Linked DNA regions of Homo sapiens: all the other regions are linked to region 1. Evidence: chromatin contacts called from ENCODE Hi-C or POLR2A ChIA-PET data. All regions are on one chromosome and are shown on one strand. The core of a region is the stretch at or near the end of the contact, and the rest is flanking DNA. Distances in the headings are between cores, read along the strand shown. Region 1 holds the start of CTNNB1 (catenin beta 1). Region 2 overlaps ULK4 (unc-51 like kinase 4). Region 3 overlaps LOC105377043 (a long non-coding RNA gene). Region 4 has its middle 260 kb from the start of CTNNB1. Region 5 has its middle 170 kb from the start of ZNF621. Region 6 overlaps LOC105377043 (a long non-coding RNA gene).

Region 1 (3,390 bases), core at 811-3,310:
ACGGTGTCAGTAGGGATTAAAAATCATAATTCTAAATTTAAAGTATTTAAATTATAGAAAAATGATTCCATTATTTTGGTAATGGAACAGAGAAATACAAATATAGAAACGTTTTTATCCTTTAGATCTTCTAATGGTGCAGATATTTCTTAACCAATTTCAAGAGTGCCTTATTCAAAAACAAAAAACCTGCACATAGAAAAAGCAAACATGTTTTTTTAAAAAAAGCCCTGTAAAAGTGGTTAATCTGTCGTCTGATTTTCAATGTATGACTTTAATCAATTGCATATTCCTTAATTCTGCAAATGACAATTAAAATTAGGAATCAGTACCTGAAAACGCCATTTATACTTTTGAGTTTATATTAGAAACACGGTTTTGATGAAATACCTTTTTCGGTTCAATCTTTTTGAATTGTGACCACAACCAATAGCTACACTTAGATTCTACAGAATTAGTAGGAAAGATACAAATGAGAAGGTCTTTCTAGACAATGGATCTCACTGAACATCATCTTAGTGTGTAGACTTTTTCCACTGCAGTGGCCCACATGTGCTATGGTGACAGACGGCAGTTGGCATTACCACTTATATAGTAAAATATCTTTAAGACAAAAATAAAAGTTATTTAAAGAATACGCTGGCCCTGAAACATGAGCTGTGCCTTAAACTACATATCCTACCTCCATGAGTGAATGAATAAGTGGGTTTTCCGCCTGCATCTATGTGTTAAGACCTATTGTTTGCTTGTATTAATTGTAGTCCTGGGATAAAAGCACAGAGGTAACTTTCACTGCTGCTTTTTGTACTCTCTCCAATGTTTTGGAGGAAAAATAAGCACAAACAATAGCCTAGAGAAACTGAATCGATCATACTTGTTGCAGCTTCGACAAACGTCAATTTTGCTGCATTAGAATGGGAAACATTTTTCAGTCTATTGAAATGAATTACAAACGTTTTTAAATAGAAAATTAGTTAAAAAATTGGAGGCTGCTTAATCGATAGCTTTCTCTATAAACATACTTGGATTTCACAAATAAGTAATACCGTAAAAATCTTCTTCTCCAAAGAAAAATCCCCACAAATAAATCTATTGATACCTAGTGACAAGTGGAACCAGATAAAAATGGAATCTATAAGAATTAACCTAATTGACAGCGCTCTGGAGCTAATCCATTTCCATTAGTTATTTGTTCACAGTAGGTACTCCTAAGGACTTGTTGAATTGCGGGCTTGGCGCCCGTTCTACGGAGAGTTCACAGCCTTCGTGAGTGGGGACAGAAGGCGGCTCGGCCCGGTGATTCAGGTCGAAATTCAAGCTGAACAGCCTGCTGAGAGGTGGGATCCACCATCCGGACAGTGGGGGGCTTTGGGGGTGCTGTGAGACTGGGCTGCGACCCAGGTCCAGCAGGGAGTGTGCGGCACAGACCACAAGGTCGGCGAGGCCCCCTAACCCGCGCCCGGCCGGGAACCCGCAGACCAGCGACGGGGCAGCTGCGGGGCCAGGAGCGCCCCAAGACGGGCGGGCGCTGAACCCGAGCCCCTGCCGCCGCCCTGGCCCCGAACTTCCGCCCTCCCAGGACCTGTCCCGGCCGCCCCGAGCGGTACTCGAAGGCCGGGGCCGAGATGCCACCTTCCGCAGGCCGCGGGAAAGGCGCGCCGAGTCCTGCAGCTGCTCTCCCGGTTCGGGAAACGCGCGGGGCGGGGGCGTCGGGCTTGGGACAGGGGAGGATACCAGGGCCACCTTCCCCAACCCAGGCCGCGGGGGCCCGGCCTCCCCGATGCAGACCACAGCGCCCTCACGGGCTGCCCTCAGGCCGCGCAGCGGGCAGCCGCCAGCCGTCACCCCGGGGAGCGTCCGTGGGGTGCCCAGGCACCCCACCCCGGCCCGGGGCGCTCAGACGGCAGCAGACTGCTGGGCGGCGCGGGGACTACTTTCCACCGCCCCCTCGCGCCCCGCCCCTTGTCCTCGCGCGGCGGAACGCTCCGCGCTGCGCCGGTGGCGGCAGGATACAGCGGCTTCTGCGCGACTTATAAGAGCTCCTTGTGCGGCGCCATTTTAAGCCTCTCGGTCTGTGGCAGCAGCGTTGGCCCGGCCCCGGGAGCGGAGAGCGAGGGGAGGCGGAGACGGAGGAAGGTCTGAGGAGCAGCTTCAGTCCCCGCCGAGCCGCCACCGCAGGTCGAGGACGGTCGGACTCCCGCGGCGGGAGGAGCCTGTTCCCCTGAGGTGCTTGGGCGCTCCTTTCCTTATCCTTCCGGGGCTGCTCCCGCTTCCTCTCGGAGCCAAACTTCGTAGCAGGCGCGCGGTCCGGGCGGCGGGCTGGGCGCAGCCGGGAGGCCTGGGGTTGGGAGCGGGGAGCTCAGGTGGGGGACGGTGAGGGTGGGCCGCGCCCGGGGCGCGGAGGGCGGCGGCCGGGCCCGGGTTCCGGTCGCGCTGCCTCTCTGGGGCCCTGGGGGCATCGCTTGCGGGGAGGGGGCGCCGCGGGGGCGCGTACAGGAGCCCGGATGGCAGGCGGGGTGGGGGTGGGGGTGGGGGTCTGTGGTTTCCGTCCGGGGCTCTGGCCTTGGCCGAGTTTGGGGGAGGGACCCGGTGCCTCGGGATGCGCCGGGCCCTGGGTGGGGGGCGGGGTGGGGACGGGGGGCTCCGCCTTCTCAGCTCTTGCGGCGAGTTGGGGTTCGGGCGCTGAGGCAGAGACGCCACCCTAAGTCCCATCAGTCCTGGGGATCGGACCAGTGGACTTTCTCTTAAGATTTCCTCTTTCATTCTTAAGAATAGAAGTGTTATTATTTTTTTTAATGCCCTGGCTATGTGAGTTTGAATCGAAGCAACTTTAAACCTTAGAGCAACTAAACTCTAAGTGCAGCGGGTGCGATGCGTCAGTAGGGTGAGCACATAAAAAATCCATGTCTTGCACCTGTATTTTAGCGTACTATGCAGGTGAGTGAAAGCAGTGGATAATGTACTGGGAGTCTTATGGATTTATGGTAGTGGGTATGAGACCCTGGTGAAATAAGGGGGTGGAGGAAGGCGAAGGTGATGGCTTACTGTTTCTTACCAAGTGAACTGCAGGATTCAGCCTCTGACTCAGACCGCTTCGAGAATTTTGTTCGTAGAAATAATTTAAATTTATTCAAATAGTTTGATGGCAGCTAAAATTGAATTATAGAGCACGTTTTCTTTTCAGCGGAGTGAATTTTTCCTTCGCTCCAAAGCTGGCCAAATGGAATTCAAGCATTGCAACTTCTTTCAGTGTTTTGTCTGGAGAGAGGACTTTGAACCGAGACTTTTCGAAGTTAAGTTCCTATAGCCTGCTTCTGAATCTGCCAAGCTTGAAAGCTTTGGCAGTTGGGTGTATGTAGTTGTTGCCTTCGTTCTCTTCCCTTTTGGAGG
Region 2 (3,294 bases), core at 688-3,187, 480 kb after region 1:
TAACACAGGATCACTGAGTTAACACTTTTTATTTCACAAACTGTTCCAAAACTGGGCAGACTTCAGATATACAGAAATGTGGTTTCAGATTAACAGAGCTTTAAAAAAGCTATTACTAAACTGTGAAGTCCTGTTGGAGTAAATCTGATCCCTACTGTGTGGAGGAGACATCTCAGGTCCTGAAAAATGTTCTCTACAAGTTTTCACATTGCAGATATCCAAAGCACATATTTTCTTTTTGTTTTTGTTTTTTTCTTGAGAGACAGAGCCTTGCTATGCTGCCCAAGCTGGCCTCAAACCCCTGAGCTCAGACAATCTTCCAGTCTCATCTTCCCAAATACCTGGGACTACAGGCACGAGCCACTGAACCCAGCTCTCAAAGCACATCCTTTAAATATATTTTGTACAAAAACTACATTTAAGGAATTTTCTTGTCAGAAAGATGCATATAACTATATATGAATACTTTTAGAAGCATAAAATGCACTAAAAACATTAATCCCATTAAAGAAGGGTATAATCTTTTATTGAATTCACATAAGTATAGATCACAGACATACACTCATATATAACAAATGTAACTGAAAAGGTACCTACTGACAGTTTATCACTGAGCAAACTCCACATGACAAAGTTTCAAACAATTGTCTTACTTTGGGCATTAAAAGTATTCTTACAGTACATATTAATTATCAGAGCTGTCCCTGAAACCAGCTGCAGAAGTGTAAATAGGAAAAAAGAAACAAGAGGCTGGCCTAGAAATCAAGCTCCAGTCAGTCAAGACAGGCTCCCCCAGAGAGCCAAAGGGTCGACACAGAACACCCACACACTTAGTAAAAGGTACCTTCCTCAACCAACTGGAGTGGTTGAGTGCTTCATCTACAGCAACTGGCAATTTCAGTTATTTGGGTTTTCTTTAATGTGAACCTAATATTATATGAGAGAGTTCAAACTCTTAACATTGGCCAAAATCAGAATGTAATTACATCTGATTTCTTTACTATGATCATTAATTTTTTTTAAATGAGAACAGTGGGTCTTAAGAAGTTGAAACAATAGAGGGAAGCATTAACTCAGGCTGTCATTCTTATAAACCTGCCAAACTGACCCAGACTGCGGCCCAGGCCCTGGAGAAAGCCATGATCAGGTAGGCATATTAATGCATGATACACCATCTAGCATTTGTTTGATTTCACAAAATCTTCTTTAATATTGACATATGGCATATACTTTTTGAAACTAGCTTTGATAAAATTGACAGTGTCCCCTCAACTATAAGGTGAGATTTTAGGGTTTTGCATGTTTGCATTAGGTGCCCTCAGTAGTCATCCTGCTGTGTGTTTGCTTTATGAGCAATGAAGTAAAAGAATACAAAAACCCTTTCTCCATACTCATTACCTGTTCCGCCACCTCCACCCAACCCCTGAGAAAGTCCTGCTCAGAACTAAACCTAAGTTCTATTCCAAGAGTTTGGAGAAGGGGATTACCTCTATCTCTATTATTTCTGAGTAGAGCCAGGAGAAGTCTCAATTTCATGTTCCAGTAGTCGTGTAATATAGACCTTGAATCATAACCCTCACCCCTTGAGCCATGAACACGTTTAAATCTGCATAACTTCAAAATCATGTTTCTGGCAAAAAACAGATTAAGCTTTAAATGGATGTCCTCAAAGATGAACTGAGACCTTCTGAGTCTTCTGCAGTCTAACAGTTACCGCACCTGTCTAAACTTTTTTTATAATGAGTACACAAGCATATGTGTATAAACATAAGGACATCAAGACCCCAACCCCATCACTGAACCTAGTTTGACAGAAGCTTCCTGGATAGCCTACACTTCTCTGCATGAATACAACTGCATGATACTTACTGGGGAAGTAAGACATCTCGAATGAGAGCCAGAAGATTGCTGTCAGAATCAACACTGGCCTTCTCCTTGCCATCCCCAAACTCCTGGTTCACGAGTAGAGATGTGGTTTCTGAGAGCAACCGCAAGCTAAAGAGTCTCCACTCCACTTGAAAGAAAAAAAAAATGCCAAGAATGTGACTCCATGGAGACAGAATGAAAATAGAATGTGTAACTGATGCAATTCTTGCTGGTGTCATCACACTTACCATTTTGGCTTTGAACCAAGGACACCAAGGGTGGCAGTATATAGTCAACAACCTAAAAGAAAGCATGTAAAAGACTCAGAATCTCTATGAACACAAAACTGATATCAACCACTATCTATATTTTTTCCACAGACAGAATCCCTAATCAAAGGAGTGAAAAAAAGCAACGGCTAAGTTTATCCTGGATTTAAACTCTCCATGACATTTAATAAACCACCAAGCTCATTTAAATCTAAAAAAGTCCTCAGGTCAAAATGACATTATGAAAATCAAAACAGTAATTTATCAAAACCTTCAGGGTCTATGAAAGGAACTTTAGAATATAATGCAAAATCTAGTTGGCACAGGTTGGCATTAAACCATCAAATTAGTATGTATAAGCTGGTGATCATTACATCAAGTTTAACCTAAACAACAATCAAAATGTTGGGAAAAAAAAGACACAATAGTCCCCATGTTTTATCAAATACATCAAATAACTATGACAAGTTCGTCTTGGTTATTTTTAGAAATAGACCACAAAGATGTAAATCCACTATACAAACCACCCCTGTGAGTTCCTAGTTGTATCAGAGAACAATCAAATATGGTTTAAAACTTAACCCCAAAAAACAAGTATTTTCCTCCAAAATACCAAAAAAGAAAGAATCCCTACTCCAGTCTAATGATGAAAACTACTGTTTCATTTGATGAACTATTTTAGTGACAATAAACAAAATTCCCATTGTTTGTGTACTTGTTCTCTCTATACTGATAAAAGAGCAGGAGAATCTGTGCACAGCCAAACGACATCTTGCCGTCCATACCAACAAAACAACGCCCTGCACAGGCAAGAATCTCCATATGTGGCTGGTGGCCCATCAGTATTAACATATTCTATCTCCACTTGACATAGGAAATTTATATGTGACAGTATATCTCAATATTTTTACAAGGACCCTAAGAACCAGGGGTGTTTTCTTCACCCTCTTCCACTAAGTGATGTCACATCACTGAAAGCACAGATATCATGCTTCACCAAGGTACTTTGAGAACTCCAAACTTCCAGTTATGTCTAAAGAAAAAACTATGCAAAGGAAAGAAATATATACTGCTATCAATACTACCAACATGATCAACAGCTATCTTAAAGGTTGAATAGTGTATATCAGGAGAGGAGTAAGACTGAAACAAACGATCT
Region 3 (3,536 bases), core at 964-3,463, 400 kb before region 1:
ACAGGGAGTCAAATTCTTGTTCTGTCACCCATGAGCTATATGACCTTGGACAAGTTATGTCATCTCTCTGTACCTCGGTTTCTTCATCCATAAAATGGGGATGGCAAGAATCTCCATCTCATAGGGTTCTTGTGAGGTTTAAGAAGTCAAGCTTACAAGATCAGGAGATTGAGACCATCCTGGCTAACATGGTGAAACCCCGTCTCTACTAAAAATACAAAAAATTAGCTGGGCATGGTGGCAGGCGCCTGTAGTCCCAGCTACTCCGGAGGCTGAGGCAGGAGAATGGTGTGAACCTGGGAGGCGGAGCTTGCAGTGAGCTGAGATCATGCCACTGCACTCCAGCCTGGGTGACAGAGCAAGAGTCTGTCTCAAAAAAAAAAAAAAAGAAAAAGAAGAAGTCAAGCTTAACAATGACTGGCACATTGTCTGTGGTCAATATGTGAGTGGAGAATTTTTAACCTTTTTAAACCTGTCTGGGTCCTTAGTTGTAAAGCAAAGGTGTCAGACTAGATGACCTTATCAGTTGGTAAAACCTAATTCACATGCTGCCTGACCTGCTCCCCCACTCCCACTCTGAGAGCTCATCATTCCTTCCTAGGCCTTTCCACAGTGTGCTGGGACACCTCTAGTTGGTTCTCATGCCAGTTTTGCTTTATGTTTTACTTGGTTGTGTGCAAATCTGTCTACTCCACTGGATAGGAGGCTGTTTGAGTGCAGGGAATATTTTTCCTTGTAACCCCAGAGTGATCAGCACAGCAGGAACACAAAAATTCTTGTGATTAATTAAATGATTAAGGATGGCTTCTAGAGAGAGATGGTCAAAAGTGGGATTCTTTTTAATAGCAGATATGTTGATTAAATTCTCACTTGTACCAGTCACTGTGCTTAAGTACTTTTTAAACATTATCTCACTTAACTCTCATCAGCCCTAAAGATAGGCATTATATTCCCATTTTGCAAATGAGAAAAGAGGCTCACAGAGATTTAGGAACTTGCTAAGTGAGTGGCAAAACTGGGATGGAAACCCAGCTCTGTTGGCTTCTATAGACCATGTTATTCACGCTACATTGCCAGAGTCTTTGATGCTAAACATTCCTCAAACTCTTATAGACTAATTTGTGTTCATTATGGTCTGAATGTTTGTGTCCTCCCAAAATTCATGTGTTAAAGTCCTAATCCCCAGTGTGATGGTATTTGGGAGTAAGGCTTTTGGGAGGTAATTAGGGTTAGAACAGGTCACGAGGCTGGGGCTCTTATGATGGGATTAGTGCCCTTGCAAGAAGAGAAAGAATCTTTCTCTCTTTCCATGCTCATACATGGAGGAAAGAACACGTGATGACACAGCAAGAAGGTGGATGTCTATAAGTCAGGAAGAAAGTCTCACTAGGAACTGAATCTACCAGCACCTTCTTAGACTTCCCAGCCTCCAGAAGTGTAAGAAATGTCTATCATTTAAGCCACCTAGTCTATGATAATTTGTTATAGTAGCCCAAGCTAAGACAGCGTTGTATTTCACTTCCATCTTGGCCACACACTCAATAAACACTATGTTGTCACCTGCCTGCCAATTGCACACCTCCCCATCCATCCCTGGCAATTTTGGTTGTCATTCCAGGCTGGCTCTCTCCAGTGGTCCATGCACTAGACCTCTCCCTCCCCATCAAAAACATCCTGTCCGCTCAGAACCTTGCCAGTTGGATGCGTTAGTGCACATTAAGGTGTTAAACAGTTCAAAGGGTTGTTTCTTTGGGCCAAGACTCTTGCTCAGGCTATTGATAACTTGAACCCCACATAGCAGCTCTTTGAGTTCAAGGCAGGCTGGTGGGGAGATACAAGGGGAGCAGAAGGGCCTTTTTGTCCCTCCTGAATAAGATCTCAGCTCTCAGACACTGTTACTTATGCAATTCCATCAGTTTCTTGAGAGAGGTATGATCCTGGGGGGAATCTGTTAATAGAAACATAAATCTAGGAAGGCCTCAGAGCCTCTCATTTCACAGTTAGGTAACTAAAGCCCAGCAAGGTTACTCACAATGACACATCCAAAGTGGCAGAGCCAAGGCCAGAAGGAAAGCTCTGTCAAGGAAGGCACATCCTTCTTAGAGCAGGGCTCACTCTTGCATGCATTCCCTGCTTCCCTTTCTTTCTCCTCCTCTCACATACTTCCTTGTTGCTTTTGTTGAGCAGGAGGGCTAAATCACAGCCAGTTTTCAGAGGTCAGTTTCCAGGGTAGGCAGGTGCTGAGGTTATGCAACTACATGGTGAATCATTCTGGAAGGACAGCTCAAGCACATTCTCATGTGGTCAGCTCCACAGGATGTGGCATTTTTCTACAGCTGCAGAGAAGCTGGAACAATCCTATCTGCAGGATAAAACCCCTCTTAAGAGTTTTAACTGTTTTAACCAAGCCTTTGAGGAGCTCTCCGCGCAGCAACTACAACAATCCTATGGGCAGCCACGGGGGATGGAAAAACCCTTTACAAAGACGATTTAACCCCCAAGTTTGGGTAAATAAAATGTGGATCTACCAGGAGAAAATAAATATCCAGGAAAGGAGCCATTCCTTAGAAAATTATAAGTGACCCAGATTGACTCAAAATTAGAAAACCTGTTCAGACCAATAATTATAGAAGACCCAGAAACATTGTCCAAGAATTAACTGAAAGAAAAGTCACCAGTTCCTGGTAGGAATATAATTGAGTAATTAAAAAAAAAACTTTTAAGGAATCATTTTTTGTTATTGTATAAATTATTTTAGAACATAAAAATGTGAAAAGCTCCTCTGATTGATTTCACAAAGCAAATTTAACCCTGGTACTAAACTATGACAACTGGCATTCCCAAAAGAAAATGCTGAACCAATCATCTCATTTACAAGTATAGATATAAAAATTCTAAATAAAGAGGCTACCACTCAAAAGTATACTGAAAAGAATATGCAGGTATGCAAGTAGGGTTCAGGGTACTAGGAATGCAAGAATGTTTCAAAATCAGGAAAGCTAGAAATAGAATGAATCACGTAAGTAGACCACAGAGCATTAACACAGTCTACATCTATTCCTGATGTTTAAATACGAGTAGAATGATATTTACTTGAGGTGCTGGTTATTCCCAGTTTTTGCTCCCAGATTTGTTTTTCTCCTCCCTTTTCAGTTCCTGTTTTGTGTCCTTCTGTGGCTGACCTCCACAGACCACATCTTTCAGGCTCTCAGATCCTCTGTCTTCAGACTGTGCTCAGCCATTGGGTATGGGCAGAGGAAGGAAGGTGAAGGGAAGGATGCTTGGAGTGTTTGTCCCCTCTATCCCTTTCATCCCCTGCGGTTTCAGCAGTGGCAGTGTTCAGCAGTGGATGTGTTCCTCCTCAACTGCAGCTCCTCTAGGCAGACCTTCCGGCATGGCTATGACTCTCACAGGCTCCAGTGATATTTTTCCCTCCCTTTTTTCCTTCAGGTTTACGGGTATTAACAGATTCCCACAGTTGCTATTCCCTGGACACCTCACCATCTTTTTGTGGTTCCCTTAACCCGTCCAATCTC
Region 4 (3,178 bases), core at 288-2,787, 260 kb before region 1:
GAACGTTGAATTGGAGACATTGTTATACCTTGGAGTAGCCTACTCAACGAAAAAAATGTAAAGTGACTGCTCATAGTGTGACATGGCTCTAGAGAATGTGTTTCAATCCATAGCTTCAGAAATTAAAATATTCTAATCTAAGACTTAGTTTTGACCTCTAACAAGGAGAGTAAATAAGCAAACCCAGACAACACAAGCCCTGAGCAAGGGTCACAGAAGCCTAGCCTAGCATTTTAGCAATTAAGGGTACTTGTCCATAAAGCACTTAAAAATCCATTTAGACCATCCAAGTCGGTTCAAGCTCTTTAATCTTGGATAAAGTAAACAAGATTGTTTTTAAGGTTTTTTTTTTTTTTTCTATTTTAAAGTAAGAATATTGGAAGAGAAAAAACTAAGACACTCAAGGCCAGACCTTTGGACCCCAGTAATGTGTAACAGCTGCAGATGCTGGTGAGACCTTTTGGTGATATTTTCAGTCTGCTAATGCCAGCTCACCCTTTCACAGATTGAAAACAACTCATCTCTTTGAAGTACCCTTTTCAATTGCACCTCGAAAATTCCTTAAGGGCAGGACCCAGACATTATTCTGTACCCCACAAAGTGTAGTTCAGCCCATGGGGTCTCAGCAAATGCTTGTTAAGAGATGGCTCGTTGGAAGCAGCAGGCTTTGCCCTCCTCAACAATGGACAAATCTCACCACAGCCCTCAGGCACTGCACTATGCAGCCAAACCAACTCCCTTTCCATTCTGAATCTCTGCCTCCCTGTTTTGCACATACTGGCTACACACCCGAAGCACAGTTCTATCTTTCTTTCTTCATTCTATCTCCCTCAGCTGAAGGGACACCTCAGAGGAGCTTTCCCTGACCTCTTTGGCAGTTCCCTCGTTTATTTTTCTGCTACCAGTCTCTTGGCAGTGAGTTCTGGAAGGCATGGACTACTACATGTTTCCCTGTGTTTATTTGTTCAATGTCTGTTTTCCCACCAAACTCCAAGAAGGCAGGGACAAGTGCTTTATTCACCTCTGTATCCCCAATGCCCAGCACAAGGCCTGCCAGCGTGTGTACTGAGTTGAGCTGAATAACTTAGACATCAAGAAGACCAGGCTAAACAAATCTCAATTTATTCTCCCTTCCAGTTCAAGTCTTAAAGGATAATGTGTCCTTTAACCAACATGGTTCAGACAGCTGATTAGTCATCGAAGGCCACAAAACTCCAAGTTTACTGGGTGTGACACTCCAAAGTATGGATTTCAGGAGCCAGAGGAGAAACATCATGGGGTTCTTGTCTGAACAATGTGTACCTACAAGAGAATTTCCAAGAATAGGAGATGGAATGTGACCAGACTGGGGACAGCAGTGTCTATTTCTACTTGGGAAAATTGTTCAATAGAGCTACAGTCACACCTCCACTTTTTAAAGTTCTTTTTCAACTGGAAAATGTTCCCCTACATGGGGGATTTCCTGAAGTCCTGGTCACATTCCCTAAGTAGGAGTGTTCCGGAGAGGCCAGCAGCCTGCCCCTGTGTGTGTGCTGACAGGTGTGGCACTGTTAGGCAGCAATGTGCTGAACTTCAGACCCCCCCCCGGAGACCAAATACTTCAAAGCTGCTTGGAGACCTAGAAACACAAACAAAGCATTTAATCTTGAGGCCCTGACACTTTTGCAAGGTAGAAAAATGTCACCAATGGACCACACTCCATTCCTCTACTTAGGAGACAAGACGTTGCAAACACACAGCTTTGAGGCTCGTCATACAGCCCCTTTGGATTTTGTTTTGTTTTGATTTCCTGTTCAGTTAGGATAGTCTTTGTTGAAACTTTTTATTTTGAAATAATTACACAGGAAGTTGCAAAGATAGAGAGGTGTTGTGTACCGTTCACCTATTTTCCCCAAGAGTTACATCCAACATAATTATAGTAAAATACCAAAACCAGGAAAGTGACATTGGTACAATGTGTGTGTATATTTCTATGTCATATTTTCTCACAGGTGTAGATTCCTGTAACCATCATCACAATCAAAATGCAGAACTATTCCATCACTGCAAAGATCTCCCACATGCTACCCCTATACAATCACAGTCACTGCCTCACCCTCCCTCACCTGTAACTCCTGGAAACCATTATTCTGTTTTCCATCTTTATGATTTGTCATTTAAAGAATATTATATAAATGAAATTATACAGTATGTGATGTCTTGAGATTGGCTTTCTTCATTCAGCATAATGCCTTTGAGATTTCTTTAGATCATTGTATGAATTAATGTTTTATTCCTTTTTATTGAGGGAGGATTTATTGTGATGGATTACCACAGTTTGTTCAACTATTCACTTGTTTGAGGAGCATTTTGATTGTTTCCAGTTCTTGGCTATTATGACTAAAGCTGTATGAAAAATCATATAGAGGTTTTGTGTGGACATAAGCTTTCATTTCTCTGGGAATGCAATTTCTGGGTCATATGGTAAGTGTACGTTTAGTTTTTTAAGATACCGCCAAACTATTTTTCAGAATGACAATACCATTTTACATTCCCATGAGCAATGTATGAGATCCAGTTTGTCCACATCTTTGTTAGCATTTGATATTGTTAGCATTTTATAATGACTGTTTTATCTGTGTAGTGATAATTCATCATGTTCTTAATATGCATTTCTCTAATGATTAGTGATATAAACATTTTTCCATTGCTTATTGCCACCATATATTCTCTTTGATAAAATATCTCATGTCTTGTGCCCATTTTCTAATTGGATTGTTATTTACTATTGATATGTGAGAGTTCTTCATATATTCTACATAGGAGTCCTTTGTCAGATATGTGGTTTGCAAATATATTCTCACAGTTGATAGCTTGTCTTTTTATCATCTTAACAGATATTTAAAAGAGAAAGATTTTAAATTTTGAGATAGTACAATTTATCACCTTTTTATTTTATGGATCATGTTTTTGATGTCATGTCTAAGAACTCTTCACCCACGACTTAGGTCCTAAATATATTTTTCCTATATTATCATCTAAAAGTTTTATAGTTTTACATTTTGCTTTTAAATATATGATTTATTTTGAGTTAATTTTCTCATAGAGTGTGAGGTTTAAGTCAAAGTTCATTTATGTCTATGGATACCCAACTGCCACAAGGTTATTTGTTGAAAAAACTATCTTTCCTCTATTGAAT
Region 5 (3,198 bases), core at 483-2,982, 510 kb before region 1:
TTTAAAGTTTTGACTCTCTGATGGAGTTTTCTGATTTGGAAGATCAGAAGTTGACCATCAGACTAGGGAACTATAGCATAGAGATTAAGCCATGGGATCCGGAGTTTGATGCCCATTGAGTAAGTCTTGACTTTCGGCATTTTTAAACTCTGTGAACTTGGCATGTTACCAAAGCCTCTCTGAACCTTAGTGCTTCATTTGTAAAACTGAGATAATAACAAAACTCAAAAGGTATTCTAAGGATTAAATGAATATGCTTGTAAAGTTCCTGGCATACAGTAAAATCTCAATGCAGATATTACTGGTAGCACAGTGGGATCCCGTCTCTATTTAAATGTTACATTCTAAAGACAGTATAAGGTAAAAATCAAGATTGGTGACTATCAGGGATTAAAATCATTTAACTTGCTCAGAAGGTACAGTATGCAGGGTTTAGTGTTCACAACCTTGTAAATATGTACATATGAGGGTTTACTCCTCACCACCATAGAAACTTCATAATACTGAGTCCAAGTGCAAAACAATGTTACAGTATTTTCAATTACCCAGAAGAGGGAGGGAGTTGTTGAACTGTGCAATGGTTTACTCTTTAGCATTTGTTTCAGTCCATGGTTTATTTAAAGGGTGACTTTCACCTTCATTTGAATTTGCTCTTTTTCTGGGATCTTTGTTAAGCCCAGCAAAGTCACCCATTGTACCTGTGCCTGCCTTCTCTTCCCAAGGTTACCTGGGGGTATTTTCCCAGCCTTTTGATATGCTAAGCAGTCATAATTGGAGAGAGTTTAATAAACAACCATTAAGCTGCTCTTAGAAGTGTTCAAATTGGTCTAACTAGCAACTATCTAATAATTAATGAAGACCAGCTGTAACTGTAAAGCCATTTAGTGACCCAGATCAGTTTCTGCCAGATCCAGAAACAGCCCTACAAACCCCCTTCTGTTATCAAGATGGCAACTATTAAGGTGGGCTATTACCTGGGGTCTTTTATTCATTTCCATTAGACAGCAGGGGCTGAAACTCAAGTCAGCTGATGTGAAATCTTTTAAACAGCTCTTCAAGGAGGTCAAAGCCATTGATTATATTAGGGGGTAGGACTCATCTAGAGGTCGGGTATCTGTGGTCAGTTCTGTCCTCCCCATCTCCCCGACCCAGGTCACACAACACAGAGCTGTTGGACATCCTAGCAGGGCTTTCCTCTATATTTCAAGTATGCTGCTGGTTTGAGCTGACTCTTTTAAAACTTGGAGCTTTTCCCCCCTGGGTGAAATGGTGAGAGAGAAGGGGAGGAAGCCAGGGGGGAGGAGAAGGAAGTCCTTGGCTGAGCTGCCTGGTGCTTGGTGAGGAAGGGAGTGGGTGTGGGCGAGCTTGCTTCACTCTGAGGCCCTGCCAGCTCCTGGAAACGCTGCTGCTCTTTCTGAAAACCCTCCCTGAGGACAACCAGTTAAAACAACAAAAAACATCAATCAAAACTTATGGGGTTATTTTAAGGCCAAAGGGAAAGTAGATGAAAAAGGAGGTGGGCAGGAGTGGGAACTCGACCCACCTCCTTCCATCCCCGCTCCCAGAGCCTCAGTTCATAGCTCTTTACTCCCTCCCCATGCCTCCCCATTCCCATCTGCATCGACTGTGCTGGAACCTGGCTCACCCCCCTTGTTCTCCAGATGAACTGCCCTGTCTCTGCCTTGCCTTAGGCGGGGCCTTTGGGGATTGAGCTGTGTTTCTCTTCACTGTGTGTTGAACTTGGCAGGTGCAGGCGCATCTCATTCCAAGTCAAACTACCACCTTTCAGAAAGGAGGGCTGGGCCTGGAATCCATGGCTTGGGAAGGGCCCTGTGTACAACCACTGACCGTTGGAAGTGAATATTGTCCTTCTCCACCACCCGTGCCAGGCCTGCCACTGGTCATGACTGGGAAGGGAAGAAACAGGCATTTGGGGCTGAAGGTCACCCTCCCGCTGACCTATCAGAGGAACCTGGAGGTTCTGTGGGCAGTAAGAGTGGGGTCAGCTTCCCGGCCAGAAGTTCAAGTAGCCCCAGCGAGTCATCTGTTGCTTTAGACAAATAAGTGGTTGTTGGCCATGCTGATGCCACTTTGGCACATACCTGAGTGTGCAGAGCCAGTTTAAGAATGAGGTCTTGTTTCCCAAGAACCAACCCTCCTGCCGGAAATGTCTGGAAAGACAATGAGTGCATTCAGGAAGTTTTTTTCCCCTTTTCCCATGGTTCCCTGCAGCTGTCATGGGAACTGTTGCTCCCATGCAGAGAAGCTGCTCACCAAGGACTGGAGAGGCCAGCCTGCAGATCAGAGAAGCAGAGAGACTTCCAGACAGTTTCTCATTTGAAAATTGTTTCCAGAGGGTGAGGTCTCTTGTCCACTCCACCAGTGTCAATGACTCTCTGATAGGTCAGAGTAGAGGTCTAGATGTCAGCCCCACCACCTGCTGTCTGTGTGACTCAGGGAAAGGACCTAGCCTCTCTCTGCCACAGTTTCCTCACCTATGAAATGGGAATATTGCCCCCACATAAGTGTGAAGGTCAGAGGTAGTAACTGTTGGAAAGTGTTTACTTGGCTGATATTTTAATCATCCCTTGTTCCAATGTCACAGAATTTTCACATTCTCTCTTCAGCTTCATAATAGTCTCATGAGGTAGGAAGGGGAAGGGTGTGTAAAAGTAATTACATTTTGTTTTAAAGTTTGAAGGGCTTTGCCAATGGAAATGATGATATTGGCAGCTCACATCTGGCACAGAGAAAATGACCCCAGCAGTTTTTGTGCCCATGTTGGGTATGTTTTCTATTTTTCTGGTAATCTTACTATGAAACAAAAAACTCCAGTATAGGTAGATAAGGTTGTGCATTTTTCAAGACCCTCCAGGGCTACCAAGGATGAGTGACCTGGTATAGGGCAAAGAAGTCCTCTCTACCAGTGCTATCCAGTAGACAGATGATGTAAGACACTATAAAAGATAATATGAAAACACTATAAAGACAATATAATTAAAATAATGTAATTTTAGTTTTAAATTTTCTTGCAGAATTTTAATTTTAAATTTTCTTGTAGAAACATCAAAAAACTCTTAAATGGTAAAATTAATTTTTATAATATATATTTTTAATTCCATTATATTAAAAGCATTACCATTTCAACATGTAACAATATAAAAATTATTAGATACTTTATATTCTTTTTTCTTACCA
Region 6 (3,525 bases), core at 576-3,075, 320 kb before region 1:
ACTGGGACCAGGCAGAGCCTGGGATCCTGGGGTCATATCCAGCCCATTACCAAATCCTGTCAATTAAACTTCCAAAATGTCTCTGAGATCTGCCTGGGGCTCTCAGCATCTTTCCCACCATTGTCTCTTGTCTTGATTTAGGCAGTGGTCCTTACTTGTCTTCCTGTACGGCTGCCAGAGGGGAATTTTAAATATATAGTTTGGATTGCATCATTCTCCCTGTTTAAAACCCTCCAAGGCTTTCTGGATTCTTTCCCAATAGTTTCAAACACTTTACTCTGAGCGTCTTTGTCCCATGCATGCCATTCTCCCCCTTTCTTGCAGCTGCAGACACAGTGACCAGGCCTTGGTTGTATGATGCCTCCAGCTCGTTTCTAAGTTAGGACCTTCGCTTTTGCTCTTCCCTTTACCTGTAGGCTCTTTCTCCCGCTCCTCATGGGGCTGCCTCTTTCTCTTCATTCAGGCCTCAGCCTCAGTGCTACTTCTTTAGTGATGTCTGCCTGCGTTACCCAGTCTGAATGAGTTTTTTTTAACTTCCTATTCTACACATTTATATAGAAATAGAAGTGGCTTAGAATCCCAGGCCTTCCTCCCTGCACTGATCCCATGTCCTGGGTCTCCATTACTCTTCAGGTTAGGTATGAGAAAACTGGGAGGCAACAAGACAATATGTGTGACCTAGACTTCATGGAATTAAGTAAACATCAAACATTAGCAAAGCCACAATTTGTGGTCAGAGAAAAATTGCTAGAACCAGAGGGACATTCAATAGTGGAAGACCTAAAGTGACCACAGGGGCAAGGGCCTTGAGTGATCAGAATCCTGTTGGCAACTGACAGCCTGGATGATATTCCTTGTCCTGCTTGTCATCAGGGAGGCTCAAGCCCCTCCGCCCTGCCGCCACCTCTGCAGGGCTGAACACAGGCACTTTGTATAGGGAAACTTCAAAGACATTTTTCAAAAAGCAAAACCAGAGTGCACTTATATCTCAGAAAAAATGAGCTCCACTTGAATTTCCAACATTTCACAGATTTATGCAATCACACTTAGGTACCAAAATAACAGAGCAACAGAAATAGAGTTACTGAACTGTAATCAAGACAGAAAGTCTCCATATTTTAAATACTGGACATTGAACAACTTCTGTATTTAGCAACCCAGCTCAGACACAAGAAAATGATCAATCCAATGTGAGTTTGTTTATACTGATTTGGGAAAAGCCCCTTCATGGACTGTTGAAGGAAGTAAGATAAAGATGGAACCAGGGCAATGTGAGGAGATTCCAGAGCAGACATTTATCCTCAGCCTCTTCTGTCGAAAAGATGCAACCATTCCTTAAGAAGGAGGGATGGGGAGTAACCACTAGACCCATAGGGGTTAAGCCTACATATATTTTGTAATTTGCTCACATGTATTTATGCATCTTAATGTGGGCATAATTATGAATTTAATACATGCACTTAAATAGAATTTTCTGAAGACATTGCTTTAGTGACTCTTAAATACTGGTTCCAACAGTAGGAAGTTCAAGTGCAATGGAAGGGCAGTAAAGGGAGACACTTTGGAAGTGGGCAGTATCTTGCACTGTTATTGATACCATCTCAAGGAAGCAGCCTTCTAAACTGCTGCTGGATAGGGCCAATTCTGCTCGGAATACTGTATAGTATATTGCAAATGGGATTAGTCTGCTGAAAAGCTAACCCTATGTTCCAGGAAATTTGACTTTCCATCACAAATGATGCTAAGATCAGGCCCCATGCCAGAGGGAGAATGGCCTGAGTGCCAGGCATTCACCCGAAGGGCAAGGTCTCTGGAGGCTGCTGCACATTCTACAGGGCGGAGTCAGAGCCCTTGCTTGGAAAGGGGACTCCTGAGCCCTGGCCTTGGGTGTGCCCCACCCCACCCCCATTCAGCTTGCACCTTCCCTCCCCCATCTCCTAGTCCCAAGGCCAGGCATCTAGAAAAGCTCTCTCCTTGTTTTATCTGGCAGAACTTTGGGACAATAATTGGACTGAGTTCAACTGGCCAGGAAACCAAAGCCCAACAGAAAAATGCCTCATGAGTCCTGCCAACCTCCTGCTCCTTGCCAGGCCCAGTGCCGGACAAACAGCCCTGCTAGCGTTTGGGTTTGCGAGAGGAAGTACATTCCGTATGTGGAAGCTACATAATGGAAGTTATGTACTTTTCGGGAACTGTATAAGCAAGCACAACTGCTGCTCCCATTATGTGGCTCATGAAAGAGTTTTCACCTCCTGGGCTGGAAGGGAGTTGGTCTGTCTGCAACAAAGGCGTTTGCCTCTGTGGCTTTCTGAAAAAGAATGTGTGCGCTTGTCAAAACAGAACTTTCCTGCGTACTTGGAAGAGTGGGCCTGTCTGCCTGCCAGAAAGGAGCAAGGCTCAGTTTGGTTAAAAAGGGAAAAAAATTCCACTAAGCAGCCCCATTAGCCACTGCTCAGAGCAGCCTTCTTCTCTCACAAAGACATTTGTTCACTGTTGCAAAGCCGGCTTCCCTAGCAATTTCCCACTACTGCAGTTTGACTCGGCTGGAAGGTGGAGAGCTGGCATTAGGGATGAGTGTTTTCCCATCATGGAAAGGTTAAACAAAACTTTTCTCTGTGGTGGTCCAGAGCCCCAGGGCTCAGAGAAATATGAATACTGTGTTGGTAAATGCTCTCACTATGTTTTTCCGATCATTTTTTTTTTCTCCAAAGTAGGCTGCTGTTATTCCTCTAATGGTAGTGGAAAAACAGATGCAAAGATAACCTGACCTGGAGCGAGGCTTTGAAAACCCACTTGAGTTTTAATCAGCTGATTGTGGCAATGTGGCCCTCCTCCAGAAATTTGCTCTTGGTTGACCCCTGCCTATGCAGCCATAATAGCATGTTCAACCAAAGCAAAGCCCAGGGTTCAAATCAAGTATGACTCTATGAGTAAAGTAAATCACACCAATTTTTTCTACAAAGATGTTCTAACTTCAGTGTGACTGGCAAACATTCACTTCCAGGACCTGATAGTTCCATTTCCTTAGTGGCTCCAGGTTCCCAAGGGAATCTTCATGAAATTCAAAATTGGACCTAGAAGAGGCCATCCCATCCTCCTCTGTGAATGGATCATGTTTTCTCAAGACAGGTCTCCACAATAGAACAATTGAGACTACATGTCTATTTTAAGCCCTTGATTGTGAGAATTGCATCCATTTAATTTGAGTAGTTGGGTTAACTTTCCCTAGCCAATGACAATTACCTCCCTGGCTCCTGGGTAGAAAGGAAGAAAGAAGGCAAGCAGAACCTGGGGCTAATCTCACAATGACCTTGTTCTCTGTAGTTGCTTTGAGATGCCACAGCCCTCAAGCAACTGCCTAAATTTCACCAATGAAAGTCCTGGTAGCATGGAGGGCATTTCAGATTGAATTCCTAAAACTATCATTGGGGGCTCCAGGACAATAATTAATATTATTGCAGCTGAGAATTATTCTTTAATCAATTTATGCAAACTTGCTTAGATGCACGTGGGAGTTTCTGTTAA

The links. A loop is a pair of places that touch in the nucleus more often than their neighbours do. ChIA-PET counts read pairs that join two places held with the same protein, here RNA polymerase II (POLR2A). Pooled maps may share reads with other maps.
Region 2: a map of IMR-90 shows a loop between it and region 1 (2.8-fold over the local background). The contact joins the enhancer-like site here to the promoter of CTNNB1 in region 1. A Hi-C loop is called at or near these places in 2 of 168 maps with a recorded cell type or tissue (IMR-90 and chondrocyte) and 2 of 50 pooled maps. POLR2A ChIA-PET finds 5 or more read pairs at or near these places in 3 of 52 experiments (AG04449, AG04450 and activated CD4-positive, alpha-beta T cell).
Region 3: a map of mammary epithelial cell shows a loop between it and region 1 (4-fold over the local background). The contact joins the enhancer-like site here to the promoter of CTNNB1 in region 1. A Hi-C loop is called at or near these places in 1 of 168 maps with a recorded cell type or tissue (mammary epithelial cell). POLR2A ChIA-PET finds 5 or more read pairs at or near these places in 5 of 52 experiments (A549, Caco-2, GM12878 and 2 more).
Region 4: a map of HepG2 shows a loop between it and region 1 (2.8-fold over the local background). The contact joins the enhancer-like site here to the promoter of CTNNB1 in region 1. A Hi-C loop is called at or near these places in 6 of 168 maps with a recorded cell type or tissue (CD14-positive monocyte, HepG2, MCF 10A and 3 more) and 3 of 50 pooled maps. POLR2A ChIA-PET finds 5 or more read pairs at or near these places in 7 of 52 experiments (Caco-2, H1, MCF 10A and 4 more).
Region 5: a map of aorta shows a loop between it and region 1 (2.3-fold over the local background). The contact joins the enhancer-like site here to the promoter of CTNNB1 in region 1. A Hi-C loop is called at or near these places in 1 of 168 maps with a recorded cell type or tissue (aorta) and 6 of 50 pooled maps. POLR2A ChIA-PET finds 5 or more read pairs at or near these places in 1 of 52 experiments (WTC11).
Region 6: a loop to region 1 is called in a map of endothelial cell of umbilical vein, with 12 times the contacts of the local background. The contact joins the enhancer-like site here to the promoter of CTNNB1 in region 1. A Hi-C loop is called at or near these places in 23 of 168 maps with a recorded cell type or tissue (Right ventricle myocardium inferior, Right ventricle myocardium superior, adrenal gland and 12 more) and 22 of 50 pooled maps. POLR2A ChIA-PET finds 5 or more read pairs at or near these places in 1 of 52 experiments (H1).

Annotation. Positions count from the first base shown.
Region 1 is chr3:41,197,445-41,200,834 of GRCh38, forward strand. It overlaps CTNNB1 (catenin beta 1), which reads left to right and starts at 2,061. Exons shown (of 15, transcript NM_001904.4): 1 at 2,061-2,226. RefSeq lists silencers at 1,462-1,921, 2,352-2,471 and enhancers at 1,764-2,710, 2,052-2,111, 2,822-2,931.
Region 2 is chr3:41,679,639-41,682,932 of GRCh38, forward strand. It overlaps ULK4 (unc-51 like kinase 4), which reads right to left. Exons shown (of 37, transcript NM_017886.4): 28 at 2,115-2,166; 29 at 1,870-2,014. Among named protein-coding and RNA genes, the nearest start is that of ULK4, 280 kb to the right of the region's middle. Within about 2 kb of position 1,938, at least 3 of the 41 ENCODE cell types and tissues checked have a DNase peak (open chromatin) inside an H3K27ac peak, as active enhancers do.
Region 3 is chr3:40,798,343-40,801,878 of GRCh38, forward strand. The region is part of intron 2 of LOC105377043 (a long non-coding RNA gene); the gene reads left to right. Among named protein-coding and RNA genes, the nearest start is that of ZNF621, 280 kb to the left of the region's middle. Within about 2 kb of position 2,214, at least 7 of the 41 ENCODE cell types and tissues checked have a DNase peak (open chromatin) inside an H3K27ac peak, as active enhancers do; they include PC-9 and mammary epithelial cell, where a contact is called at or near this core.
Region 4 is chr3:40,938,339-40,941,516 of GRCh38, forward strand. No RefSeq gene overlaps it. Among named protein-coding and RNA genes, the nearest start is that of CTNNB1, 260 kb to the right of the region's middle. Within about 2 kb of position 1,538, at least 7 of the 41 ENCODE cell types and tissues checked have a DNase peak (open chromatin) inside an H3K27ac peak, as active enhancers do.
Region 5 is chr3:40,689,544-40,692,741 of GRCh38, forward strand. No RefSeq gene overlaps it. Among named protein-coding and RNA genes, the nearest start is that of ZNF621, 170 kb to the left of the region's middle. Within about 2 kb of position 1,733, at least 16 of the 41 ENCODE cell types and tissues checked have a DNase peak (open chromatin) inside an H3K27ac peak, as active enhancers do.
Region 6 is chr3:40,875,951-40,879,475 of GRCh38, forward strand. All of the region lies in intron 2 of LOC105377043 (a long non-coding RNA gene), which reads left to right. LOC124906230 (a long non-coding RNA gene) reads left to right here. Exons shown (of 3, transcript XR_007095887.1): 3 at 1-373. Among named protein-coding and RNA genes, the nearest start is that of CTNNB1, 320 kb to the right of the region's middle. Within about 2 kb of position 1,826, at least 25 of the 41 ENCODE cell types and tissues checked have a DNase peak (open chromatin) inside an H3K27ac peak, as active enhancers do; they include adrenal gland, ascending aorta, endothelial cell of umbilical vein and 5 more, where a contact is called at or near this core.